Regions from separate parts of the Mus musculus genome. Here all the other regions are linked to region 3. Evidence: chromatin loops called from intact Hi-C (ENCODE). Cell type or tissue: left cerebral cortex. All regions are shown on one strand. Region 1 overlaps Ncam1 (neural cell adhesion molecule 1). Region 2 overlaps Ncam1 (neural cell adhesion molecule 1). Region 3 overlaps Ncam1 (neural cell adhesion molecule 1). Region 4 has its middle 130 kb from the start of 2310003N18Rik. Region 5 has its middle 110 kb from the start of Gm25633. Region 6 has its middle 150 kb from the start of Gm25633. Region 7 overlaps Ncam1 (neural cell adhesion molecule 1).

Region 1 (4,000 bases), 270 kb before region 3:
CCCTCGGCATTAAAGAAGCTCACTGCTTAATTGAACACATTAGCAGAGGAAATGGTTTAGGGGGTCCCAAGGTTCTGGGGTGGCTGCTGCTGTGATTGAAATCATTATGGGCAATTTCAGAAAAACCAATATTGTAATTATTTGTAAATGTTGGTTTGCCATTCATCAGCAATAGGCATGTTGCTTTAAGAAGACCCCTGGGGTTAATTATACCTTTTGAGTTTAGCTTCATCTAGGATTCAATTTTTTTTCCCTCTCAAATATTTTATGTTAAAGCTGAACACAGCGCTACTTTAAAAATAAACCTTAACCAATAACAAATGCTCTGGGCAGTTCTGATATTTTTTTCCAGCAGACCATAAGTCCATACACGCATGGAAGAAAATGGTATGAAAAAGGCCGAGTCCTGTCAGATACACCATAGGCAGGCTGCTGAGCGCCCTCTTAAGAAACCGTAATTGAAATGGTTATTTCTGGCCCTGGAGATTACAGGCTCCTCCTGTGGAATTACTGGGCTTCTGTGCCCTTCCTTAAATCCAAGTCTGCCGCGTGCCTTCCCTCTCATCTGCAGGGCTCTGGAGATGGAAGAATCTTTACAACACAAACCACAGCAAGCCTGGGGCTTGGGGAAGAAACCTCTCTGAGCTGTGAAGGGACAGCGGGAGCCCCGCCCCGCTCCGGGAGGCCCAGTGCCAACAGTGTGCTGAGCATGAAAGACCAAGGGACAAACAGCCCTTCAAGGGCTCCATGCCTCCTCTTTGCTCATTCATTTTTCAATGTCTATTTTTAATTATGTATGTATTGTGTGTCTGCGGGAGCCTACAGAGGTCAGAAGGGGGCATCAGAGCCTCTGGAGCTGGAGTTACGGGCAGTTGTGAGCTGCTCAGTGTGGGGACTGGAACTGTCCCAGGTCATCTGCAAATGTACTAGTACTCTTAACTAACTGAGCCGACTCTTCAGCCCTTGTTCACTGTGCCTTCTCTTTCAAACAGATCTATCTGCACAGAGGTCTGCAGTCTCAGCTTTACACATGGATAACTACTGAATGGTCTAGAGTTTGTGTTGAAATCTAGAATTTTTACTATCAAATATCGTTGTTGTGAATTAAAAACACGGAATATTTTGCTTATCCCAATTCCCATTTCCCTTGTTATTTCTTCGGGCAATTTTAACCTTGGGTATACCTTTTTTATTCTATGCCTCTTTATACGAGTCCAAAATGGGATGATTTCCCTATTCACATGGGAAGCCTGTTTCATGTCTCCAGCTCAGACACATTACGGTTCCATCAAGGAACAGTACTGACAGGTCCTTTGGGGATTAGCAAATTGCCTTGGGGAATCAGGATTTAGAGTGATTAGGCCACTAATTCTCTGTCCTGAAATGGAGTTCTTAGCTAGAGATATCAAATGAATAACTCTAATGTGAGGTAGGCTTTGTCTGCTCTCGGTCTTTATAACTCTCCCTGACACTCCTCTGGGGTCCCTCCCGGGATTTCCCATACTTCTAAAGCTTAGCTCAGTTATATTAAAGATGAAGGTGACAATTTGTACTCGGCACTGTTCATCTCAAATGAGGTCTCTGGAGACAAGTGGCCTTTTTCTTTAGAGTTAAAGAGATGTCTGTGCTAAGGTGACCTGACCTTTGCCACCTGAGTCCCTGACTTCAGGGAATATGGAATATGTGGGTAGGGATGTGGCCAGTTTGGGGTTTTATTTATTTAAAATGGGTATGGGTATTTCGCCTGCACAAATGTCATGTGTGCCATCCCAGGGCATCGGATACTCTAAGGCTAGAATTACAGATGGTTGTGAACTTCCGTGTTGGTACAGGGAATGGAACCAAGGTGGTTTGCTGTCTCTCCAGTCTCAGTTCCTTAGGTCTTAGCAGAGACCCAAGGTTGACCTTGAACTTCGGGGGGACCCGAGCTCACTGAGGCACCTGGTGCGGAGTCCATTCCTGCCCAGTTCTCTTAGGAATTATGAATGTGTGTTGGGAGCAGGAGGGAGGGATTTGGATGACAAAATGCAAATTAGACAGCAACAAATGAACTCTGACAGACTGAGCCACAAAAACACCGATTCCATTCTTGTGGGTGGCATGAAAGCACCAACGGATTAATTGACCAATTATATTTGTTTTATTGCCCTTAAAAAAAAAAAAAACTGACCATGAAGGTTTCGCTTGTGGTTGTGGGGCTGATCCAGGCTGAAGAATTTAGGACAGAAATAACTATGACCGAGTGAACGCTGCTACTCCTTCTGAGCCACAAGGAGGCGCCACACTTCACTAGTTCATGAACATTGGTGTGGGTATTAAGTGGGCTACTGGGATGTTCCTGCCCTCACACTGGTAACCTTTGGAGATCCGGTCCCTACTCGAAGGCTTCAGGCTGATAATACTCCACTGCCCCTCTCTGAGGACCTTGGCTACAGCTACCTCTCTACCCTGGGAGCCGCCAGGGTGCGAGATCCTTCGGAACAAAGGCAATTAGAATAGAAAGTCTGTGTCGACCTGTCAGAGGCCGAGGCTCCAAACACACAGCTGTAAAAAAATAAAAATAAAGGAGGGCGTGGAAGGGGCGGTTAGTGATGTTTTCAATCTAAGAAGGAAGAGTGGGTGTTAAAGAATTTAGTTCGTCAGAACCAGCATTGCCTAACACAAGTCAGGGTCAGTAGCTAAAGAAGAAAAAAAAAAAAAAAAAGATCATTATGAAAGGGTGTGAAGGGAGCCATGCTCAGACATGCAACACAGTGACAGGGGAGCGGGCTTGTCACACTCATGCTGATGGTGGGAAACCGGAAGTCCCATTTACATAGTCCTTGGACAATGCCTATAAAGCTACTTCTCTGCAGAGGCACCTCAAGCTAAAGGTTCGGATATATGGGAAGGGGTGAGGGTGGGGCAGTAGGGGAATCTTAGTTTGCATAATGCAGAGTTCAGCTCACCCAAACAAATTCACTCCCTGCTGCCCTGTGGTAGGGACTTAAGTGTCTTCTCCACCACAGCTATTTGATGATGGGGGATGGGATTCAGTCCCTGCCTTAACCTCTCTTCTCTTCATTCAGTGTTTCATGATGGAACATAGTAAATAGCGTCTGGCTGATGGGCAGAGTTTCCGGTACTTGTTAAAAGCATCCCAGGCGATTTTGGGTAGGAGCAGATGGATAGAGAGTGGAATGGGGAAACACCTGACTTCATCAGCTGTTCTATGTACGATCCACTAACAAGAGCGATACTATTAGTTTATTTAAAGCATCTGAAATCAGGCCCAAGTCACTTAAATCCTTACTAATGACCAGGGGAGGGAGGTGGGAGCTGCCCTTAAAAAGCTTCACTCTCTTATTCTATAAATTTTACTTGCGCTAACTTCTCTTATCCCTCCTCCCTTTTTTGGGTTTTGTTGACCACTCCTGAAGATGGACCTCTCTTCAGGAGTGAACAAATTTCTTAGTTTCAATGCTGTGCTCCACTTTATCCTGAATCACAGCAGTGCACTGCAATAGCCAAATTTGTTTTTAAAAATCTCATCAAATTTCAAATTCAAACTTCAACATCTGCATACACTTAGCATCCTACAGGGAAGTCCCAGGGGCTATTTTTCTAGACCACTAACCATTTAGCAGTCACCATGACTCTGAAAGATGTCTACCCCTGCTGGAAGCCAACTTAAAGGAGAGAAAAGTCAATATATTTGGGGCAGGGAGTCCCAAAATCTTTAAGATTTAGTAATCTTAAACTTCCAATATTCTCTTTCCAAAGACTGACAGATTCAATACCAACTTTTAACATAGATCAAATTATTACTGTGGCTTGCAAGGTTTTTGGGACTTTTCTATTTCGTTGCATACCACGTAAAATATGAGACAAGTCATTGTTGGAGATGAAGGTGCCTCCTCTGCAAGTCCAGGAGTCTGGGTGTAAATGGGACTGGCTTTAGGGTCATGTTGCCACAGCTACAAAGAGGAAGTCCTCAGTGACTGTGAATGGAGGGAGGAGG
Region 2 (4,000 bases), 56 kb before region 3:
ACTTGGGCTGCAATCCTTCATCCCACAAGCCATGAGACAAGCACAGCATTGTCTTCCTGTGAGGCTGGGGATCCTCACAGATGCCCAAGAGGGACAAATAAGAACATACCGAGAACTCAGCACCTCAGTTGGCACTGAGAAATGCACTCTCCTTTTCATTAGCTGCATAAACCATCAATACATTATTTATCCATGAGAAATGCCTGCCAAAACTGCACTGACCGTCGTCGTAAGCCAGTGTGCTTGCACTGAGAACATTATGTGAGCTGAAGTAACTGAGGTCAGAAAACACTTAATCTCCATGTATCTTTAAGCTCTCCTTTGGACTTAATGGACTAACACCAGGATCACAGTTATGAGTTTCTGTTAGTTCTGCTGATTACATAAATACTACTGCAAGCTACTTTTTACAGACCCCTCTGAGCACTTCAGTGATGGGCTCATTGTACTAACACATAACCAGGCTCCCCATTGGCTCCCGACTGCACAGAAATGATCTGTTCTACAGCTGTAGCTTGATTTAATTCTCTACCTTTATGCCAGGGCTTTAGTACTGTCTAGTAAAAGCCATTATTGTCCTGAATCCCAGCCAAGCAGAGTCAAACTGTCTCTAGCAGGGTTTTAAAAGCCACACTATTCTTATAACACAATAACCATGCAAATGACAATTTGGGTAAGCCTGCATGAGCCAGTTTATTCACTGTCATGACAATTAGAAGATCACCATGACATTGTTAGTTGCCTTTTTGCATAAAAGAGATATTGTCGGGGCTTTAATTGATATAATACATCAATAAGAACTATCTTTCTTGAATTCTTAAGCATAGAAAAATCCACAGTAGTCCCTAAAAGCCAATGAACTCTCAGGTTTAGGAAAAATTGAAAAAATTCTCTCTTATATCAACTACTACCTGACTTAACCGCCACCATCCCCAAATCTGAAGAATGTCTTACCTTAATTCTGTTTCCAATTAGAATCAAACATCTAAATTGTGCCCAGGACATATTTCTACAACATCTTCTTTATTCTTAGACCCTGAATCAAACATTTCCATCAGAACATCCCAATAACCAATACTGTATACCCTATAAGAGTGCCTACAAACGTCAAGCAAGCAAGAATGTACCATCACATTCATGGTACCCTGCATAGGAATGTCTGCTTCACTGGGTCAATGCAGCCATTCAAACACACACAGCACTTAATACAGATGCTCACATGTGGTAATCATTCATTAGCATTACTGTTATGACTTTTATTTTGAAACATTTCTCACTTTACAAGCTAGCAGTAGATGAGTAATAGTAGCCACCAGTTAAGACAATAGTAATAGCATACATTAAATAAAAACCACTTGAAGCAAAATAAAACATCCAATAAAAAGATATGTGTGAGAATACTTTATAGGACTGGGGTGCAACTCAGGAGGAGGTTGTTTATTAGCATAAGTGCATCCCTGGGTTTGATTCTAAGCATCTCAAAATTGCTTTCAACACTAGGCATCATTCTGCAGGAGACCTGCATCCCCAAAGCTCTACAATGAGAAGAGCAAGGCCAGGCTTCGAACAAACAAAGAGGCATCCCCATCTCTCTGAGGTTTCCTTTTCCTTCCCTATTAAAGGTTCATTATAGTCTATAAAATAAACCTTTTTTCAATATAAAGAATGCTTCAAAAGTAAGGTACAAACAAGGTAGCCTTATTTGGGAGCATCTGAGACCCTACAGCTAAGCGGGTGAGTGGGAAACTTCACCCTCATTCAGGGCACCCTACTCATGAGCTGAATCCCGTGGTTCCTCCCACCAGGAACAGCCTGTCTGATGTTCTTCCAGTTACATCAGGCTACTGTCTGTAGACAAGCTGAATATTCAAGGCTAGGATACAAACGTAATGAGAATATCCTGGGAGCTTACTTCATGCTACTTCAGAAAGACAGCGAGACCAGTGCTAAGAAAAGACAGATCCTGCTGAAATCACAGAGACAGCGGAGGCATCAGTGAGACTAGCGAACTGCATAGCTGTCTCCAAAAGAAATGGCTTGATTCCCAAGGACATAAAGTGTCTGTCTATGTCCTGACATAGAGGAAAATGAATGAAGTTCTTCAGTCAGAATAAGGGGGTGGAAAGTCAAACACAGTAAAAGGTGCCATGTTACACCTTTTATTACATAATCTAGAAGTAGTAGGAGGGACGAAAGCAATCTGGGCCAAGTAGGTGATGAATGACAGAGACATAAGAGTCCAAGACTCCCGCCTTCACAGAGATAGGCAATGCAGACAGATTGAAGCACATGCTAGACTCTTGTTAAGGAGTGGAAGGAGAGGAGAAGCAGATAAGTTTTGTATTTGACCCGTGTGAAACTATTTTCATCAAAGTTCACTTTTTTATTACCACAAAAAGTTACCCACTCTGTACCGTTTCAATATTAAGATTGCCTTAATGGTCTCTGTGTTATGAGTGCTAAGATACTGTAATGGGTTAGTTTCCATTCAGCTACAGAGCCTCCATGCTTACTGTAGCTAACTCTGCCCATGGCTCTACAAATGTTTCTGATTTCCATGTGAAACGAGTTGAGACATTTTTGTTTGCTTTGCTTGACTTATATAAACAGTTATTTTTGATGTATTGTATTTGTACATATTGACAGGGGATAGTATTGTAATTTAATCATCTTTTTGTAGATTGTGATGAGTAAGAAGACGTGGTGTTCATCTTTCTCTGTATTTCACTTAGCCTGACATCTTCCACTTCCATCCGTGTTCTGTAAATGATACAATTTCAACTTTTTATGGTTGAATACATATCAGGTACTATGTGCCCCATTCTTTCCAATTCATTTATGTATTAGTAAACATTTTGGTGGATTCTCTATCTTGGCTATTGTTAGTATTGCCAAAAAATACAGGCATGAAGATAATATCTGATATGATAATTTCTTTGATTATATAACCAATATTGAGACTACTGGATCATATGGTAATTCTATTTGCAGCTCTTGGAAAGTTTTGGTCTCATGCTGTTTTACATAATGGAAGTACCAACAAATTCCCAACATCAATGTAGGTATATGACATTTAGGTGTCTGTGGAAACTACAGATTGTTACATGTAAAAGGCAGTTGACTACACAAAGACTAGAAAGTAGGTGATGCTGCCTGTTACAGGTGTACACATGCTTTATCCAATGAGAATGAAAAAGAAGAGACAATAGCCAATATACTCCAACATTTAAGGATGGATAGAAAAAGGAAATCAGAGATGAAATCAAGGAAAACGGTGATTACTGGGAGGAAATGAGCAAGGCTTCCAAGAATAGGCAACAATTTCTGTGAGAACTTTTATCACCAGCACTGAAGTTCAGCAAGAGATTCAACTCAAAGTTCTCAAAAGTTTGTAGACACTCCTGCAGTCTCTGTACATATCTCTTTGTGTTACCTACACAAGCAGGCTCTAGCTTGCTCTCAGTAAGGACCACAGACTACCACAGAGGGTGCTGTGGACTGACATAATGACACATGAGATGTCACTCCCCTTAAGCATGGGCAGATATCACATTTCATGCAGGCCGTTCCACATGGACAGACTCTACTCATGGACAGCTAGAACATGGAAGGAACAAAACGTGCTCTGCATCCTATTCCCCCAGTTAGAATCACAGGTGGTCAGAGGAGTAATTCAATGGTACAGTGGTACACACTTCATAGACAGGAGGGTTTGATTTGAAACTCTCTCTCTCTCTCTCTCTCTCTCTCTCTCTCTCACACACACACACACACACACACACACACACACACACAAATGCACAGAGAAAGAGACAGACTGACAGACAGACAGATGGGGAGAGACAGAGATAGAGAGACAGACAGAAAGACAGAGTTGCAGAGGGGAAGAGAGACAGAGACCGACAGAGAATTTTGTTCACTGTACCACCCTTTGGAAGCTCTCTGTCCTATATCTTATATCTTTACCGCACTGAAATTTTGTAATGAAAATACAACTGCC
Region 3 (4,000 bases):
CATTTAAATATTTATCTTGACACCACAAAGCATTGTTTATCCATTCGACAGCATTAGTAGGACAGGAGCACCAGCCTTTGTCTCCTCCCAAGCTAGACTGTTTCAGTAGATAGATGGGACCAGGTGCAACCCCTGCTTTCTCTCCTTGACAATTCGTTCTGGTCTCTATCATCACAGACTAAAGACTGTCACAGACAGTTCAAATGTCCTTCAGCAACAGGTACTCAGCCACTTATTTCTCACAAAGTTGAGAAAGACTGTAACATATCTGGAGGTCTGCCAGCAGCACCGAAGTAACTTGCAAATCTGGAGAAAAGCCACAGTGCTTTAATACTGATGACGTAAATAGGGGTGGGGGAATTCATCGAGCTACTACAAATACAGCTTTCATCATCTAAAAAAAAAAAAAAAAAAAAAAAAAGAAGAAGAAGAAGAAGAAGAAGTGATTGCACCAGAAATCCCAAAGTCCATATCTCAAGCAATGTAAGGTTTACAAATGCTGCCTATAAGTTAAGAAACTGAGTTCTGGCATGAAGAAAAACATCTGTCACAGTAAAGATTAGAGTCTGTCTGACAAAATGGTGCCATTTATTTTGAAAGGCAATTAAGACATTGTTCCCAGTGACAGGAAAATTTAGAGATTATTTACATTGAGTTATAGATTACCTATCAGAAGAATTCAATTAATGATAAGTATACTCCAAAGGGAATCACTTCAAAAGCTCTTAGAGGCTAGGGCTCCCTGTAGCTAATTTCTCCCTCACTGGAGTCTATAACTATACTGTCTATTAATAACATGCCAACACCTTAATTTTCCTTGTATTGTTGGGGATTTGTATTGGGGGGGTATTCTTGATATTTGCTTTGATTTTTTTGTATGTATGTATTTTTATCATATGTGTGAAGGTCAGAGAACAACTTGCAGGAGTCAGTCCTCTCTTCTATCACGTGAGTTCTGGGAATGCATTGATGACAAGTGCTGTACCTACTAGGCCATTTGCTGGTTAAGAGCCTATCTACTTTAATTTTGATCAAGCTTAGAGAACTACTGACCCATTCAAGGAACACATCCTTAGTTTAATCAATTGCCAGGGGTAGATCTGGAAAAAGCTGCTTTATTAAGCCAAGCTCTGAGACACAACCTTCTGCTTGTCTCCTGATACTGCTAAAACAAAAGGTATCTGAGGAGAAGGTACCTAGAGAGAGGGCACCAAGTTTAATCTCTTGGTGGAAGCAGGAAGGTGGGGTTGCTGTCAGTGTAGGATAAGTGAAAACTTAGCAGGGCAGAGAGATTTTCAGGGCTTTTGTAGTGGAAATAGCAAAAACGTAAATAAGTGGTTTAGTAGCTCATGGATGTACTATCAGCACTGTAGCTGAAGCAAGAGGATTCTAAAATGGTTCAAGGCCAACCTGGTCTAGATATTGAGTTCTAAGCCACTAAGGGATACTGTCCCCAAATAGCCAAACAGCAACTTAAATAAAAAGAGGGCCATAGTTCCACAATTCTAGATTATAATCTCCATTTGACTTTAGTCTTGTTACAATTTAAACGAATTCTAAGTTAATCTCAATGTTTTTTTAGCTAAACTTTATGGACAGCAGCATGTTTTTGAAAAAGGCTGTGAGTGGCGAAAGGTTTTCTGTATAAGTATGGCTTTGTTACAGTCATTTAAATTTTGTCCAAATTTTACACTTCCTCTTGTAAATGAAAACCAATGTCAAAAGAATAGAGGTCTGTGTAATTACTCTCCCAATACACCTTTTTGAACAGCATCTTCAACTGCTTAGCAAGGGATATGAGGTATATTTTATGTATGTTTCCTTTTGTACTAAATTTGCTCTTTGTTCTAAGTCTGGTGTTATCTTGTTAGAAAAACAGTGCTGCCTAATCCTTAACTTTTTCAGGTTCGACTAGCAAAGGACTAAAATTGTCAACTAAGCACGTGGTTCCAGATCGTTCAAGCACAGAATTCAGTCAGCCAGCCAGCATGCAACAAATGCTGCTTCCACAATCTCAGATTTACTATGCAATTATGCAAGCTGCCTTTTTATTTCTAAAGGGCAGAAGACACCTACAACATCTGATTCATTTGCTATGCACCAGGATATTTATTAACGAGTGCTATGGATAGCGTTTCTTATATGTTAAATTCTCATGCTCACCAATAACAGAGTTTGAATTATATATACCATTGTCTGTGGATACTCTACAGCATTTGCAGCTTAATGACGGGGGATATTCATATATATCCTTCTTTTATATCCTTCCAAACCCTTTGGTCTGAATTCTCTAGATTTTTTTTTAAGCTGGTTAAAACAATACTTTAATTGAAAATTCTCTTTGTAAAACCACTTTCTTTTGTTAAACAGGCTGGTATGTGCTTCTTTCTCTTCGTCCTCGCCGCCTGGGTTTAGGGGCAGAATAAGGATTCTTTCGTTCCAGGGAACACTGGTTAGGATGCCAGTCTTGCCTGAGCATCCAGTATCACGCCACTGTAGGATTCCCTCCCTCAGCTCCCACCAGGATAGGAACACTGAGGGTTACACCCATCTCCATTATGGAGAAGACCACAAGGAGATCCTAAAAAGACGCATCATGGAAGATTAGGTCTCCATTGTCATGCTGCTATCCAGAAGGATGGTCTCAGTAAACACACCCTAAGAGGAGGTCACCCACAGCACCACAGGGAAGGGCACGCCTCTGCCAGTCCAGGGCTTGGTGGTGGCGAGGACCCATTTGGCACGCCCTGTCAAGACACGCCCTACCACACCCCGCCACGCCCCTCCACCCCAGCGTCTAGTCCTTGGCCAGAGGGTCAGCGCAGGCGCGTCTGCTCTCCGGGACACAGCTTGGGAGCTGCTGTCTTCTGCACTCGCAAGCGAAGCGCTCCGTCGCAACTGTGCGCCATGGACAGGGAGCCTGAATGCTCCAAAGCGCCAAGAAAGAAGCACGAGTGGGCGAGAATAAGCTAGCTGGACCAAGAGATGTCCCAGGGCCTATCCTTCTCCATTTTACGTCCTCGAAAACGGCCGTGCAGCTAGGGGCAGTAACAGGGCGGGGTCTCTCCCAACGGGAGGCGAGCGAGACCGTTAAGCTAGAACACCCGGGGACCATCCTGGCAGCTTGGGCGCCACCCGCGCCGCAATAAAAGCCTCTCGCGGCTTCCCGCCCAGCCAGCCTCGCTCTGATTGGTCGCCGATCAGAGTTGGCTGGAGGCGGTGGCCCAGCTCTGCTCTCTTGCTGCCCTCGGAGGGGGGCGCACTGGGTGCTCCCGGGGCCGCTCTGTGGGCTCCACACCCAAGGCTTAGAGATCTGGACCAGTACAGCCACACCAGGCAGAAGCCACAGCCATGCGCGGTCTCCTCCGCCTAGCCTGCTTTCAGCTGGTGCTTGGCAGCACACGCCCCCCCCCCGCCCCAGCTGTCGGCCCATCCCACCCAGCTCTCGGCGGCCCCAGTGCCCTTTGCTTCCCCCTCTCCCAGTCCATTGGGACGCCAAAGCACAAATCCTTGGGTGGGGTAGGGGCAGCAGCTGGAAGGGAGGGTGGGCACACTGAGGAATTTTCCAGGGAAAGCCGAGATGGAAATAGCCAAAATGCAATGCGCCCCCTTCCCGAATGCTAAGGATCTCTGGGCGGTGGCACAGCCCTCGCCACCCGCGACAGCGTCGCTACGGTCTTTCTCCCGAGCTCCCCATTGTTCACACTTTGCCAGGATCAGGAATATCGCCCAGAGAAAGGAAGAGGTGTCTTGGGCAGCTGGCTACCTGCCATTCTTCGCTGGCACCGTGCAACCCTAGGCTCTCGGTGCGTGTAAAGGCACACGCGCGCACACGCGCGCGCACACACACACAACCAGGCAGCCCCGATCACGCCCTCCTCACCCTCCGCCCCTCTGCACTTCCTCCTGTCAAAACGCGGCGCTGGACCCTCCCATCCCTCCGTGCTCCCGGCCGAGGGCAGGTTTTGCAACTACCCAGCAATTTGGCAAATGAAAAACT
Region 4 (4,000 bases), 310 kb after region 3:
GTTGTGCCAGCACCATTTGTTGAAAATGCTGTCTTTTTTCCACTGGATGGTTTTAGCTCCCTTGTCAAAGATCAAGTGACCATAGGTGTGTGGGTTCATCTCTGGGTCTTCAATTCTCTTCCATTGGTCTACTTGTCTGTCACTATACCAGTACCATGCAGTTTTTATCACAATTGCTCTGTAGTACAGTTTTAGGTCCGGCATGTTGATTCCACCAGAGGTTCTTTTATCCTTGAGAAGAGTTTTTGCTATCCTAGGTTTTTTGTTATTCTAGATGAATCAGATATTAATTAGGATTTATTATGTGGGGTTTCAGAAACTTGGAGACAACTTGTCTTCATTCATTCATTCTTTCATTCATTCATTCATTCATTCATTTGAAACTCAACATTTTAAAGAATTTATAACTGGGTTTCTGCTGATAAATGGGTCAATAATGTACCATTCTGAACCTTTAGGAAACTATTGATGTTAGTTAAGGCAGACCTAGGAACAACTCAGCAAGCTGGAGCAAGCCAGAATGAATAAGCAGCGAGAAGGCCTGAAGATGTACTTGACTGAGCCATCTTAGGTTTCTGTAAGGTGAGGTCAGGACTTAGAAGTAGCCAGGGGTTCTTCTGTGGAATTTTCTATGGCAGGTCAGCATAGGCAAGTTGGAAGATAGGGATTCCACCACTCACGTTGAGCACATTGGGAGTCATGTCTTGATTTTTAGAGGTCTATAGCACCAGCAAAGCCAAAGTATGACTGAGTCCATCATGACCAGTGGAATACATGGTCTGCAGCCAACCTCAAAGAAATAGACTATGTGGATCAAAAATTACACAAGGAACAGACTTTGCCTAAGACAGTAACAGAACAGAAAACAACCAGGAGATAAAAAACAAGGCTCTGGAAGACAGAAAAGAAGCTTGAAGGACCTGAGATGACCTCCTCTACCAAGGGGTCTCATGGAGCCCACTCCCTCCTTCTGTCTTTGAAGAGGAGTAAGAGGACAGATGAATAATGTAACATTGAGCATCGTCTGCCTGGGGTACTGGCATTTTATAAAAGGAGGACTGCCCTATGGGATGAGACCAAGCGTACACCAGATTGGACATGAACTACTTTTTCTAATCCTTCTGTTTCAGGGCAGGGGGTGGAATACCAAACTATCTATAAATAATAGAGCTTATTGGTCTTGCATCAGTGCTGTAAAGGGTTTGAATCTGAGGATTCCTCTTCCTTTTTGAAAGCTTAGTAGCAAGCACGGTTCTGGACAAAGCAGCACTTGATAAATGCCATGGGTCTTCATGTAATGAGGAAAAGCTGAGGAACAACAAGTCTTATGTGACTTCCTGGCCAGATCTAGATTTGAATGTCCCTTCTGCAAAATACAATCAAGCCAGCAGGAATATTTTATACTGGGCCCATGACCATGTATTCCCCTTTCTGGATGCCTGGGCCACTCCAAGAGCCTCATTGTTCTGGGTCTAGGGAGACAGAGCAGCCTATCTGAATCTGGTGCCAGCATCCAGCCTGTGCCTACATTTAGAATATTTTAAATATTCTGATCCCAGTGACGGATCAACTCAAGGTTCCCTACTATACAGCACACACACACACACACACACACACACACACACACACACACACACACTCTAGACAAAACATAGCTGAGCTGAGACACTATGTGCATGTGGGAGTTTTCAGCTTGGAAGGAACTTGGCTATGGTCCCAAGAAGAAGCTATGGATGTGTGGTGAGGAAGAAGAGTTGGTGAAAAATCCCACCTTCTTCCTTGGGAAGCAACATGATAAAGTGCCCCCAGAATGGACTGTCTTTTGGAGAAAGGCAGGGAGGATGGGGAAAGATAGCTTTTGACTCTGTGAACTAGAGAATAATTGTATTCCTTTGGATCTCATGTCTAATTTCTTTTCTTCCTGGCAGGTGAAATGATCTGTGACTGCTATTTAGAGCTGCTGAGAATGTTGTGAAAGGGGGATGCTGGGAAGTGAGGATGATGTCATAAGAAGGAGGGACTCTGTGATATCGCAGACATGTAGGGACTGAAGGAAGGCCATGGGAATCCCCATGTCTAGCTTCAATAACAGCTCTGTTGACCGCCAGCCTCATGAGTCTGGTGCAGGCAGGCTGGTCCGTCAGGCAAGATGGCTCTTCCTGCTTAGAATAATGGGTTTCTATGAGGTCTTGATGGCCTTTAGTGCAGGCTGAATGGGCAATGTCGGTGCAAGTTTAGTAGTGAGAAGACAAAGAAGGAAAACGGGTAGAACATGGCTCTAACAGTGAGGCTCCAAAGGAGTCCAGGAAATACAGTGGGAAAGCTGTGTGGATGCAGTGCAACACAGAAGGCAAATGCTCTGTCTCTTGCTCGCTCCTAGTCTTAGGAGTCTGAGTCTCGCTGGCCCTCAGGTACCTCTTCTGCAAGAAGGGAATAAAGAAAGTGATTACCCCACAGAGTAGTGAAAGTTAAATAAATGAATACAAACCTGTAAAAACTTAGGGTGGTTCTTGGTACACCTTTAGGAGGTGCTTAATGAGCTTAAGAATTAGCACAGTATAAAGAACATAGGCTTCTTGTGCCTCCTAGATGCTGGGATTGTGAGTGTGTGCCAAAGATGATTTTAATGCCAACTCTGGCAGTAACCATTTTCCTCACCTGTGACAAGAAGATGAGAGACTAGGCGGCCTCATTCTTTCCTACCAGTGCCACCATTCTAAGACCTTGACTTGACACTCTAGGTAGAGTTGATAGAAATCTACTTGGATCCAAAATATCCTGTGGGCATCCTGTGTCCTATGTCCTACTTTTAGGGGGGTGAGCCTTTGAGCCATGCATATGCATTATCCTTCTGCTCTCCACCTACAGGATAAGTAGGTCCCTAGGTGATTGGTAAGTATTCAGTCAGTAATGTATGGGGTAAGCTAATTTCTCTCCTCCTAAATAGAGCCTAGGTAACTCAAGGGCATTTTGTGTATGAGGTCAGGATGGGAGTGAGAACAATGGACTCAAGAGGAAGGGGAATGGGAGAGTTTTTGAGTCCAAAGTCCTAGTGTATGCTTTGGTCAAGGATAAGCCCTGTCCTAGTGACTTTTGTAAGAGATTCTAAATAAAAACAATGGTGACGTGAAGGATCTGTGTTAGAGATAGGGAAAAAAATAAACATAGGAGACTGACTATAAAGAGACCAGAGCCTAAGCTTAGGAAGCTGACAGAGGCCAGGGCCAGCTGGTGCATCGAAGAACTCTCTAGAGTTCTTTTAACTCTTCTGCCCCTGCTGGAGTAGTCATCTGCATAGTCCTGACAGACCCTTTCTGTGTGTGAATAGTTCTGCAGCTTTTTTTTTCCAGAGCAAAAGCTTAATTGGTCTTCTCCAGCAAGCACAGGGAAAGACAACTTTATGCAGTGGCTGAATGAATGGGTACTCCCTGCTGGGCACTGCAAATTGAGTTCAGAGTGTTTGAACTGATCTCTCCAGCCATCAGGCAGAGATGGGAGTGACTCAGATGACAATTTTAGCATGCAAGCTGGAGGCAGGGGATTCTGCATCTGAGAGGGGAGTAGGCAGGATAAACATGGGGACAAATGTGTGTCTTCTAAAGGGTTATTGCCTATGTGCCACCACTGAGGTCAGCACAAGAGATCAGCAGTGGAGTCTTGTTTCAGGGTCAAAAAGAGAAGTCAACAGAGGTGAGATTCTCTTGAGTATTCTCATTTCCCATGGCTATAAAGAAGAGCATATGGCAAAGTTATTTTGGACTAGTGTCTTACAGTGAAGAAACTCAAATGAGGGCAAAGGCATTCATGAAGTCATTCAGTCATCCATTTGTTCATTCACTCATTTGCTCCATGTTTATTGAGGTTTTTCTAGCTGGTTGTAGCCTGTGCTAGGCAATAGGACACAAAAAAAGATGTTACTAGTCTTATAGGTGCTGTGGACAAAAGAACCATCAGGCACTGGGCTAGAGAGGTAGCTCAGCAGTTAGGAGGACTGACTGCT
Region 5 (4,000 bases), 140 kb after region 3:
GCCTAGTATGGTGGGAAATGCTGATTTTATAAGAAGAAAAGGTGAGACCAAGCCTGGAACACTTTTTCTGTCTTCTTGTAAGGTAATTGTCACATGCTGTCCTCTGTCTTCTTATGATGCAGCAGGAAAGCATTGACAGTTGCTGGTGTCATGCTTTGGGACTTGCCAGTTTCTAGAGCTGTAAGCCAAATGTATCTCTTCTTTATAAATCTCTGTTTATTAGTATTTTGTTTTGGAGAAATAATCACGGGGTGTCAGTGGCCAAGATACTTATAGAAGCAGCTTAGATTATTTTAGAAGTCTGTTCCAGAGCAGGGAGATGGATCTGTGGGTTAGAGGCTTGCTGTCTAAATTCTGACTCTAGAATCTACATGTGTGGTGGAAAGATGGAATGGACTCTTGGAAAGTTGTCCTTTGTCCTCTGTGTGTGCACCATGCACATACACACACACACACACACACACACACACACTACACCACACCACACCACACCACACAAAAGACATGAAAGTAGAAGAGGGCCTACTGAGGAGGATCCAGCTGGCAAGGGCTGGGGACCACAAGGGTATGAAAGGGTGAAAATGACCGAAATTCACTCTTTATGAATGTATGAAACTGTCAAACAATTTTTAAAATCCTGTCTCCCTGTATCAGCCACTTCTCTATTGCTGTGATAAAATGCCATGGCCGAAAGCAACTTAGCCAAGACTTTATCTTAGCTTCTCGTCCCAGAGGTCCCAGAGTGAGCATCAGTAATGGTGGAAAGGGCGTGGCAGCAAGCTGCCAGAGCAGGACGCTGAGAGGTCACTTCCCCAACTGTAACAATCAGGCATGTGCACCTGCCTGCCCCACCCCCAATATACCTCTTACATTGGATCTGTTGTGTGGAATAATCTCTTCTTGGCACACCTCGGCAGGGGCCTTGAAAGGCACGCCCACCTTTTCCAATTTATCCTAACACCAACTCCAAACTCAAAGCAGAGAGAGCAGACTGGAAGGCTTCTACCCTAGTGACCTACTTCCTCCAGCAGTGCTCCACCTCCTAAAGGCCCCATAACCTCCCCCAGACAGTAACCCCAACTAGGACATGTGCTCAAATGTGTGACGCTATTGGGGACACATGTCATTTAAGTTTCATTTACAAAAGAAAATACAAGTCATTACAGTGCCTGAGGAAAGATACTGTAGGTTATCCTCTGACTTTCACATACGCGTGCACACACACACACACACACACACACACACACACACACACACAAAATTTCTTCTTTGTGATGAAATGGGTAAGATGGTTCATTGTTCAGGTTTAGGGAGGAGATCAAAGTGCTGATAGGTTTAAATTCAGAGATCACAAATACTATGGCCATGAGTGAGTACAGTCCATCTGTTATCTTTAGTATCCCTGTATGAGATCTCTTGGAAATGCACGTATTGTCTTCATAGACAATCTTGATTTTGTCATTTGTATTGAAGGTTTTGATTCTCAGCCATGGAGCAATGCAACCTGGATCCCAGGGGCAAGTGGCTTCTTTCCCTTCCAAGATCTTCTCAATTTCTCTCTCTCCCTATTGTACAGCACCCCACTTACCTCCCTGGCTCTCACCCTGTCAATCATGCTTTCCCAAGAGAGATGCTAACAACAGGTACAGCGGCAAAACCTTGATGAAAGCTTTGGTTCACAGGTATCTGCTTCCTTCTGCTGTCCTGGGCTGCCCTCAGCCCTGATGTATACATCTCTTCTAAAACTGCTCCTGGAGAAATTGTCTAAAGTGCAGGGCTCTTTCCCTGCACTAGCCAGGCCAGTCTGTATCCCGAACAGGACCTGGGATGAAGGGACTGGGGGTGGAATGAAGAATTAAATGAGCAACATGCTAATTTCATGCAAATGAATATCTATTTTGAATCAACAGCTTGGGTACTTTTTCTAGGAGGCCCGAGGCAGCAGGAATGCAAAAGGAGGGCGGGAGGGGGAGTGTGTCTCTTGGGGCGGCGAGGAGTGTAAGAAGGCTCCAGTCTGAGCAGAGCTGCCTCCAGCCCATAGTCCTAATGCTATTAGATCCACTCATTAGCAAGTATGAAACATGGAGAGTTAAAAAAAAATCAGAAAAGGAAAGGGGGAAAATCAGTCCCATTTCTGCAATGAATAACAGATGGAGACTTAATTCAATTTGCATCCAATACACTCTAGTACCAGGGACTTCGTTTGTGTAACAATGGAGATCCTGGGGATGAGGAGGGGTCCCTGCTGCAGAGGGGCTAATGGGATGAGCCCACACCTCCCCCACCCTGCCCTCATCTCTCTGTGGGAGCCAGATGGATATTCTTGTTTTAACGCATCTCTCCCTTGGGCTGATCCTGAATTCATTCTCTGATCCAAAGAGAGCGGTTCTTAGATTGAATTGAGAGAGCACTGGGGGAGGGGGCATTGTAGTGAGCAACAGTAGAGGGAGAGGAAAAGTCTTTTGGAAGCTGAGGAAAGATACCAGGTGTCTCCAATTCCCCACCCCTGAGTAAATCAGGAGACAGTCACTGACTGGGCAGTTGGATTCCCAAGATGTAGGCTTTCCATATCTGCTGCTGCCAAGACCTGGACCCTAAACTCTGCGCTGGCACCAAGGAACATTTTTAACTGTTCTGATGGCTTGGATCTTCTGAACGTGGAGATTTCTCCTTTGCTGAATGAGAACAGTAGATAAATCAGGCCCCTGGAGTGTGAGCACAGAACTTGCTCTCTGTGGCTCTGTTCCCACGATGAAGATCTCTCTCAGGGTCTGTGATGTCACTCATATGTCTCCCCTCTGGGAGCTGACTGATAGGGCTTTTGCAGGTTGAACAATTACCAAATAGGAAAACACTTTATCAAAAATGGCGGTGGGGCCACACGCCAGGGAAAATGGGATTGGAGACTGAAGCTTGGGCCAAATCATGGAACATGAGTTGCATTTGCCCTGGCCCACAGGGAGAGAGGGAGAGGATTTTTTTTCCTCCCCTATTTTAAATTATAATGTCTATATCTAAAATGCACACGGCATAAGACAGGTTAAAAAGGGAAAAAGATTCAAATGTTTAATATACTACAGATATACAATATACATATGTATTATACATACACATACAATATATATGTATGTGTATATATGTACATATATGTATATGTACATATATGTATGTGTATATATGTGTGTACATATATGTAAATGTACACATATATATATATATATATATATATATATATATATATATATATATATTAGACTGAAGTGTGTACCCTCCATAGGAAGCTCAATAAGTAGACTAAGAATGGTGCCTTCTAAACAAGAATGATACAAGAATTGTAGAGAAACAAGCGAAAAGCAAAATTCTCAAGTCTCTAAGGGTAGTGATTGTGGCAAGGTGACTGGGAATATAGGGGGCTTTATGGAAAGAAGGGTTATAGTGGTAGACTTGTTAGGCAGATGCAATTTTTACTAGATTCTCAATCTCCCAGAGTAAGAATACTGGTACCTGAAATTTTGGGAAAGTACCATTTTTTGGATTCTTAGTCTCACTAGTAAAGCTATTTAAGAATGGACTCCAAAAGGAAACTCAAAAACAATTTTATTAAAATTTCGAAAAGAAACTCCAGGTCAAACAAGCTGGAGATCTTGGACTCTGCCCCAGGGCAGAAAAGAGACCACTGTGCCTTCTGTAAGCATCCATGAGGCAGGACAGAGCGGAGAGCTGCAGAGGAAGAGTGAGAAAGAGCAAAGTACCAGAAGAGCGGGCTCAGGTTCTGCCAGTAACAAAAGGAAAGGAAAAAGGGTAAACAGAAGGAAGAAAAAGTTACACTTTTCAGAGTAATTCTCATAAGCAGGTCTGCATGGCAGCTCTGTGAAGGCCTGCACTGAGAACAGAGATTTGGGAAGAGAAGCACATTATCTCATTAAATGGATAATTTTCCCATAGTTATTCCAACCCTCTTTGTAAGATGGCTTAAAGTAAATTAGTCTTGGCTAAGTTA
Region 6 (4,000 bases), 180 kb after region 3:
CTTGCACCCAGGTCTGGCACAGCCATATCTAGAGGAATCAGCAAAAGCCGTAAAACCAACACAGCTGCTTGATGAAGGTCCAGCAAAGCTGAGGTAAGTGACATAATCCCTGTCCTGAGGTCTTCCACTTTTCCGCCATGACCTCCACAGGCTGCATGCTTGGAGGCTTTTAATATTGTACAACTTGGAGATATTGGATTGATGGGAGATGTGTTATGAATCATTTATACCTTCTCCCAGGAACACGCCCTAAGCTTCCCCGGGCAAGTCCTAAACATGCCACCCCTCCAGCTTTTAGGGAGATATCCTTATCTGGCCTACCTGAAGGTCTTCCTTATGCCCTGGAGGTTGTAACTATAATAAAGATGCCAGAGATCTCTTTATGAGACTCTGACATCAAGATATTCTTAGAACATCTGCTCCTGTACTTACTCAGGAGCAAGATAATCAGAACAAGGTAAACTTACAAAGGTAAACAAGACTCAGTGGGCTAGAGACGTTGGCAGCAGATCAGGTTAAGAGCCTCTTCTTACTTTACACTCAGGCAGTTATGTGGCATATAAGATTGGGGCCACATATGGTATGCCCCTTCAGGAAAAGATACAGCAACAAAGTTAGATTGTCTGGAGCTATCTCTGCCCTACACAGGGGTTTATACTGACAGACAAAGAATAGTGTAGATAAATGATAAAGAATAAAGCATTAAGAACCCCCCTTCACTTCTTAGAAAAATTAGATCATAAAGGGACACTGTGGTGTTGTAAGACCAAGGAACAAAGGGATACCAGGATTAAACATATAAATAAATCCTACAAAGATATGAACATTGTATTCTGGCAGAAATTGAATAACAACTACAACAGCTTTGGCCTGAAGATTTAGTCTTGGGCCTAATGATAATTAACACTCTGATCATTAAGAGTTAATAGCATACTGCTCAGGCCATGAAAATCTGCCCAGGCTGGCTTGAAGATTTTCTTTCTTTCTGGTGCCCTTGAAACCACAAGAGCTACCAGACTGGGAATGGGCTGATAGGCTTTGGCAAAATATTCCACTAGATTCTTACAAATTGGGTTATAGGATTAATGAGGGAAAGTGATAGTAAAAGATAAGTATTTCCTGTCATGGTTTATCAATGATGACTAAACTTAAGACCAAGAGGAAGCTAATACGTGTGTGGGACAAAAAAAAATGATATGATCTATGTTTTAGAACAACATGAATCTATTCCTGCCTACTGAGTTTCAGTCAGGCATGCTCACATACAGCTGTGGAGGTGAGGCCTCCTGAAGAGTCACCTCTACCCTAAGCTATGACATAGGTGCTGTAGGGCATCAGTGAGACCCTACTCTAATCTATATGGAAGCCCTGTAAGGTATAGGAACAGCTCCTGCGAGGTAATTAGGGAGCTGAAGTTCTCAGAGAATGGAACATTGACATGGTCACCTCATATTTGACCCTGACGTCACCATTCCTCTCTCTCTCTCTCTCTCTCTCTCTCTCTCTCTCTCTCTCTCTCTCATATTAGCCTATCCTTTAGGAACGACATGTCCAAAGCAGACAGATGCTTGTGTAACATACACCATTGAGGCTAGGATAAAGTATGCTGCCTGTGGGTGCCATCTCAAGGCTCCATTTATACCTGACATCTCCAAAGGGCTCTGAGAAGGGAAAAAGACTCTCCCCACCAAATCTCCCTTCTCTTAGTGAAGTAAATAAAGAGAGTGTTACTGCCTTTGCTCCTGACCCCAGGCCACAGCTGGAGAAGAATACACGTGAAGTAGAGTCCTTGTGGCTCTGAAAGCCTCTGGCTGCCTTCCTGGGCTTGAGTCATGCCTCCACTTCAGGAGAGTGCCATTAATTTGGTGCAAGAGATGAACAAACATGACCACAGAGCCCTGCTCAGCTCCTACCCAGGACGGAGGGCTTGGCGGGTTGTAGCCACAAGTGTGGGCTGAGCACAGCGATTACAGAGGGTGTTGCTGAATCTATAACTGGAAAGCACCCCTCCAAGCAACCTTCCACGGGACCCAGCATCTCACTAAGCTAGACAGTCTTTAAAGATGTTTTCCATTGAGTCAGGAAGGCTTTTTTTTTTTTCCTTAAAAGAGTGACTCTTTCAAATCCTAAATTTGTTCAGATGAGACAAGGGTTGGCCGCAGGCTCCAAGGAAGTCATTACCTGGAATGTGCTCGCATGCACTTATTAGGTGGCAGGGAGAAGTAGAGAATTGTCTTTGGGTCTTTGTCCTGGAGCTGGCTGGAGGTAGCCTGGGATCATGAAGATGGCAAGGCTTTACCTTTTCCCTGGAGAGTCAGTCAAGACTATGAGCAATGACTACTAGAGAGGAGTCAGACCCTCATCTGCCGTGGGGTCATGCTAGAGGTGCCACCTTCAGGAGGTACCTGCTTCCTCTACAGCCTGCTGTGAGGAGGCCCAGGACATTCCTCCATGATTTTAGAGCCCTTGCTTAAACGCTGAGAAGAAGCTACGGCCGATCAGATAGGGGTTTTTAGCCAAGGACACTAAGTGCTAGGACTGTATGCTCCAGGGCTCCAATGCACAACTTTCCAGGCGTAGCAGCCTTTCACTGGAACAAACACTATGGGTTGCCGAAGGATTGGGAAGGAGAAGCAGAGTCAGGTGAGGCTGGAGAAGAGAGCTCAGCTGCTAAAGCACTTGCCTTATATGCAGGAGGTCCTGATTGTCATCCATAGAACACCCGATAGAGACAGATTAAACAACAGCAAATAGCCATTGTACACATGTGCACTCCCAGCCCAGGAGAGGCAGAGATGAGTGAATCCCAGGCCTTTGTGTGCAGTACAAGCAATTTAAGTTTATCCCTAACTAGCTTGCAAAGAAATGAGACTCAAACTATTGTTATTTTATTTGGCTTTGACAATTACTGGGGCCAGGGAGGGGGGGTAACCCCTAGTCTACCTTCTAACTGATGACCTGGCTAGCTCCCCAGTAGTGTACCCCTAGACACTTGCTGTTTCTCCTGGCCATGTGCTCATTGGCCATCTTCCCTCATGGCAGCTTCCTCTCTCCTCCTCCTCCTTCCTCCATCCTTCTTGGTCTCTCCTCCAACCAGGTCATTCCAAACCCACCACCTATCTCTAATACCTCCAGTAATTGGCTGTAGCCAATTAGATTTAACCAATAGTTTTAAATCGAGAAACAAAGTTTGCACAACAAAAAGCTGCTAACCGTGAGAAGTCACTGGTAAGCCTAGGCCTTTGGGTATAGAATTTAGCATTACAATACATAGCGACAGACCAAACTGCAACAACTTTCTGGCTACACATCCCAGTTTACTAGTCATGTTCCAGTGCAGTAAGAGACCCTGTTTCAATAAAATAAAATAAAATAAAATAAAATAAAATAAAATATAAAAAATATAAAATAGGTGGTGTCTGAGAAATAACAACTGAGGTTGTCCTCTGGCCACGCCCACATTTGTGCACCCTGACACATACATGTACACCCACATGCATACAAACACAGAGCCCATGCTGGAAGGACGGCAGCCTCAGTAGGAAGATGGACACAGGCTCCATTCAGAAACGGGGGAAGGAATGAAAAGTTATCCTTCGGAATCTCAAGTCACCTCCCTCCTCATTTCCCACCTCCTCTGTGTATAATCCAACTGCTGAAGGAGGCTTTCTGCATCCTAAGGGAACCATCTTCTAGTCATTCTTTCCCTTAGCTGCTTTAGAAAGCTCTAGAAGGGCAAGGGATGCCTGCCAGCTGGCTTCCAAAAATGAGTCCAGTTGAGGTATGTAGATGGGCGGAGCAGAACCTTCTGTGTACTCTCCCTGCAGCTTGGCACTTACTGACCTGTCCCAACAGGCACCAATTTAATGGTGTTAGATCCAGAGTTGTACTCCACAGATCCAGGGCAAGGATGTACCCTGAGCTGCAGGGACAGCATATACTGAGTTGCATTTGGCACCAGCCACAGCCTCCCTCCCGGGAGCTCCGAGGCTGAGTGTGC
Region 7 (4,000 bases), 140 kb before region 3:
GCCATAAAGGAGTTTCTTACCTTTGTCCAGTGTTTTATCATTCTCCTCTGAATTTTATGGTGACGGCACAAATTTGAATATTTTTCCCCAAAAACAATTTCTAAAGAAAACAACTTAAATTGACTTTGTCTATACCCTGCAATCACTGGATTTTTGGCACTTTAAATACTTGATTTCCTTAGATTTGCTTTTCATAGAAAGGGTTTTCTCTCTTTGTTATATCTTTCAAAAATTAATTAGTTTTTACTTTTACTGGGAGGTGGGATGCATGCCAAGGCATCTGTGTGGAAGTTGAGGACAACTTTGTGAAGTCTATTTTATCCTCCTGCCTTTCTGCTGGTTTGAGAAATCAAATTCATGTCAAGAGACTTTTATGGGAAGCCCCCACTAGGCTGAGTCATGTCTCTGCTCCCTTATCTGTCCTTCGGTGGCTCATTCTAGTTCTCTGTGCCTCAAAGGAACACGACTCCAACAGTTACGCCTCTAGATTCTTTCCTATACAGATTTCTTCCATTTTCAAAGAGTCATGGCTTCCTGCTTCAGTTCTCAACTCATATTTTAATTCTGTTCACCAAAACAGAGCCAGGAATCTAGCAAGGCACTGTAGGTTCAATGAGAGACTCATTGTAGAAGAGGTGACAGAGAATGTATAGCAAATAGTAGAGATACAGAAATGGGAGACCATGTGTGTTATAGAGAATATGTCCAGTCTATGAAGAGAAGGAGCAAGAGACGCCCTGGAGGGAGCCCTCTTCAAGACGGACATTTTAGTCCAGTGGAGACCCCTAGTCATGTCGAGCTGGAAAAGAGAATTTCAAAGAGGGAGGGAAAAAAGCACAAATGTCTTCCAAAACGAAAGAGTCAGAAATATCTATGGACTTGGAAAGTATGTGCATGTGACCGGAGACAAGTAAGAGAAGAGGAGAACAGGGAGAGATGGCAGAGAGGGAAAGAACCAGAGCTTGCCAGATCCCTGTGAAAGAACTTAGATTTGTTCTTAGGGGGTAGTAGCAGGTCAAGAGAAATGGAGATGTCTGATTTTTTTTTTAAAATATCTTTTCCTTTATACATAATTCTGGAAGAATGTGACCCTGTGGCTTCTGATTCTCAAATCTGCAGCATATTTTATCAGGATTCCAAGATCAAATAACTAATTACTTCTTCCAAACACTTCCAAATGATCATCATTTAAAAAATCATCGAAAAGAATGGAAGGGAACAAGACAAAGCAGGGCTTCTCAGGACAGAGCTGTCTTTATTAACTCTAAATCACAGAATTGTTTAGTTGCTCAAAGTTTCGATAGCACTTTCCTACATTCCTGTGTTTGTTGTTTTTCTCCCTTGACAAAGTATGTTTAGAAAATGAGTGATAAGAATTTACAATAATGAGCTGTTCACACATGTTCCCTAAGTATTTCCCTGGGATAATGAAACAACGCTTGTTAAAGAACAACCAAGATGAAGACTATAGGAAAAGTAAGAACACAGATGTAAATAACAATTCGTGGCCATGTTTCTGTCACCAGGGCACCTATTGAATTGTAGGTGACAAATAGGGAATGGTGACATGTTTGGAAAACCACCAAAAATGACCTCCATTCCTGCCATGCATTTCTGTGTGAGTGCTAAATGACAGCCTGTGATGTCATTCCTCGGGGTGTTATACAGCTTTTCTCTTTGACATAGGGTTTCCTACAGGCATTGAACTCACCAAGTAGGCTGGCCTGGCTGGCCTGTGAGTCCCAGAGATCCTGTTGTCTTGGCGTCCACAGTGCTGGGATTAGAATGCACATGCTAGAATTGCAAGCCCCATGCTTGGCCTTTTACGGGCTTCTGAGAATTGAAGTATGTATGATTCTTGTGCTTGGAAAGGACTCACTTCACTGAAAGCCACCTTCCCAGTCTTCTTCTTGCCTTCTGATCTCAGTCAGTCACAATTTGTAAAGAATTTGCTGCTTCAAGGGTGTCCTTCCGCCTCACCTGCCCATGTGCCTGGAGGAATTTCCTGTGCACTTCTCTCCCATCCTGTCCCCTGCTACTGTTTCCCTATTGGCTATAGCTAGAGGTCAGAGGTTGGGCTATCCATTTGCTGCACAAGCATTCTGCCACTAGGCTACACCCCAGTCCTGTTAGTGTTTCTTGATACTTGGTGGTTGGTTCTGCCTGATTCCTCTCCAAGTCTAGCTCATTGCCGTTCTCTGTGCCACAGCCACAGGCTGGACGCAGAGCCCAGTTTCCCTCAGAAAGGCCCTGGGTTGGCCCAAGTCCATCTCCTTACTCGGACAAACACCAAAGGCTATAAATGAGATTTTTGTCAGGCCACAGATCAGAGACCTGGCCCAGCTAAAACTTCCGCCTAAGTCCAAGACACTCTTTCCCATTAAAGGCTTCTTAATAGGTGTAATTGGTAACTGCCTGAGAATAGTGTGAGCTCATTCAGGTTCTTCATCTACCCATTGGTGCTGAAATAACAGCCAAACAAAAGCAAAACTCCTCCCCAGCACAGTCACTCCCGAAGAACCCATGCTCAAGGCCCTCAGAGAGTGCAGCATAAAATGATTCCCCACACTTTTAGATGCTGTGTACCTCGATAGCGTGATACAAAGAAACCCCACGGAAGACAAGATTTGAATGGAAAAAAACGTGATAAAGTCTTATTTACAGAGGACTATGTAAGGATAAAATGCAATACCAGCAGAACCTCATGATACTCAAACTAAAAAAAATAAAAAGTTAGTAATGCATTTTAAGGCATATCCTCTCTTCCAATTATTGCTATTAATTGCCCCCAGGTCTAAGCAATCAGAATGATCTAGCCAATGGGGAGTAAAGAGTTGCCTGTAATACTTACTTATGGTTGCTGGGCATTGGAAACTCTGCCCCCAACCTGATTTGAGACATCAAGTACTTTGTATTATTATCTGACTCTCATAGGTCAGTGCCTTCATATTCCATTCCAGCTATAAACTAATAGCTGAGTCTCACGGGTTCATAAGTGGCACGGGCTTTGCCGGGCCTGAGGGTGGTTTGCTAATTTAAATTTTTATGCTGTACATGACTGTATCTTCATTCGATACAGCTGGATCAAGATTTGAAGTAAATCAATAATTTTCATTATCCCCCAAAGCCTAAAATCCTCACCTAGAAATTTCTGGAGGGTCACTAGCACTGCCACAGCCATTCTAATAGGGCTCAAAGCAGAAGTGTCAGCATGGTGCCATTCTACATGCTGGATGCTGGGATTGTGGTAGGATGTGTTCTGTGCAAGCTCAGAATATGCTAGGGTTAAAGCCAAGGGAAGCATGGCAAACTGATGACATCTGTAAGCCCATGGTGCCTTTCTCCTCACTGGGACAAACGGAGCTTAAGAGAGGGGTGGTTTTATTTCCCTCACAGGTTCTGTGGGCACAGCGATTCATAGTGGGATGGGACCCAACTGGTCACATTGCAGCTACAGAAAGATAGCAGAGACAGGGATGGCCTTTCGTGCTGCGTACTCTTCAGTCTAGAACCCCAGCCCCATGGAATGATACCATATTCAGGGTGGGTCTTCCCATCTCAGCTAACACAATGTAGAATTTCCCTTACAGACACATCCAGAGGTTTGTTTCTTGGGTGGTTCTACATTCAGTCAAGACAACAGTGTCAATTGTCATACCCCACGTTTCCCACAACCTCTTTTGAATGGCTCTACATAGGAGAGAGCATGACATATTGAAAATCACTTGCATATGAGTATACAATATACAGTACAACACACCAGTTTTCTAAATTATAAGAGTTTATGCTATTTTCAAATGGCTTTTGCAGATGACTAAAAAGGAAAAAAAATCCTTAAAGTATGTTCAGAGAGCATTAGCAAAAGATACTTAATTCTTCCCCAATTTTGTAATGTGTTCTTGGCACATGAACTATTAAGGCTCATTTGCTGAGACAAAGATGTGCAATGTGTACATATTCTGTTCACACTTGAGGCAGAAGAGATGGGCTTCTTTTTACA

The links. A loop is a pair of places that touch in the nucleus more often than their neighbours do. Peaks named below come from ENCODE experiments on the same cell type or tissue, not always from the same donor. Only the 100,000 strongest peaks of a DNase experiment are listed, where the experiment ranks them.
Region 1: a loop joins it to region 3, with 4 times the contacts of the local background. A loop is called at or near these places in 5 of 42 quality-filtered maps.
Region 2: it touches region 3 in a loop (2.3-fold over the local background); 3 of 42 quality-filtered maps call a loop at or near these places.
Region 4: it touches region 3 in a loop (2.2-fold over the local background); 2 of 42 quality-filtered maps call a loop at or near these places.
Region 5: it touches region 3 in a loop (2.1-fold over the local background); 6 of 42 quality-filtered maps call a loop at or near these places.
Region 6: it touches region 3 in a loop (2.7-fold over the local background); 4 of 42 quality-filtered maps call a loop at or near these places.
Region 7: a loop joins it to region 3, with 2.8 times the contacts of the local background. A loop is called at or near these places in 2 of 42 quality-filtered maps.

Annotation. Positions count from the first base shown.
Region 1 is chr9:49,526,848-49,530,847 of GRCm38, forward strand. All of the region lies in intron 13 of Ncam1 (neural cell adhesion molecule 1), which reads right to left. All of the region lies in intron 2 of Gm11149 (predicted gene 11149), which reads left to right. Among named protein-coding and RNA genes, the nearest start is that of Gm11149, 11 kb to the left of the region's middle. In left cerebral cortex, a CTCF peak has its summit at 2,271 (motif pointing right); DNase peaks (open chromatin) are centred at 743 and 2,316.
Region 2 is chr9:49,738,249-49,742,248 of GRCm38, forward strand. The region is part of intron 1 of Ncam1 (neural cell adhesion molecule 1); the gene reads right to left. Among named protein-coding and RNA genes, the nearest start is that of Ncam1, 59 kb to the right of the region's middle. In left cerebral cortex, no CTCF peak of the experiment used is centred here; a DNase peak (open chromatin) is centred at 1,926; H3K27ac peaks cover 913 bases.
Region 3 is chr9:49,794,065-49,798,064 of GRCm38, forward strand. The region is part of intron 1 of Ncam1 (neural cell adhesion molecule 1); the gene reads right to left. Among named protein-coding and RNA genes, the nearest start is that of Ncam1, 3.0 kb to the right of the region's middle. In left cerebral cortex, no CTCF peak of the experiment used is centred here; DNase peaks (open chromatin) are centred at 1,984, 2,494, 2,886, 3,193 and 1 more place; H3K4me3 peaks cover 1,940 bases; H3K27ac peaks cover 1,671 bases.
Region 4 is chr9:50,099,563-50,103,562 of GRCm38, forward strand. No RefSeq gene overlaps it. Among named protein-coding and RNA genes, the nearest start is that of 2310003N18Rik, 130 kb to the right of the region's middle. In left cerebral cortex, no CTCF peak of the experiment used is centred here; DNase peaks (open chromatin) are centred at 1,693, 1,973 and 3,528.
Region 5 is chr9:49,933,975-49,937,974 of GRCm38, forward strand. No RefSeq gene overlaps it. Among named protein-coding and RNA genes, the nearest start is that of Gm25633, 110 kb to the left of the region's middle. In left cerebral cortex, no CTCF peak of the experiment used is centred here; DNase peaks (open chromatin) are centred at 1,931 and 2,309; H3K27ac peaks cover 875 bases.
Region 6 is chr9:49,972,350-49,976,349 of GRCm38, forward strand. No RefSeq gene overlaps it. Among named protein-coding and RNA genes, the nearest start is that of Gm25633, 150 kb to the left of the region's middle. In left cerebral cortex, no CTCF peak of the experiment used is centred here; DNase peaks (open chromatin) are centred at 1,901 and 4,000; H3K27ac peaks cover 436 bases.
Region 7 is chr9:49,656,391-49,660,390 of GRCm38, forward strand. The region is part of intron 1 of Ncam1 (neural cell adhesion molecule 1); the gene reads right to left. Among named protein-coding and RNA genes, the nearest start is that of Gm11149, 140 kb to the left of the region's middle. In left cerebral cortex, a CTCF peak has its summit at 2,119; a DNase peak (open chromatin) is centred at 2,253; H3K27ac peaks cover 498 bases.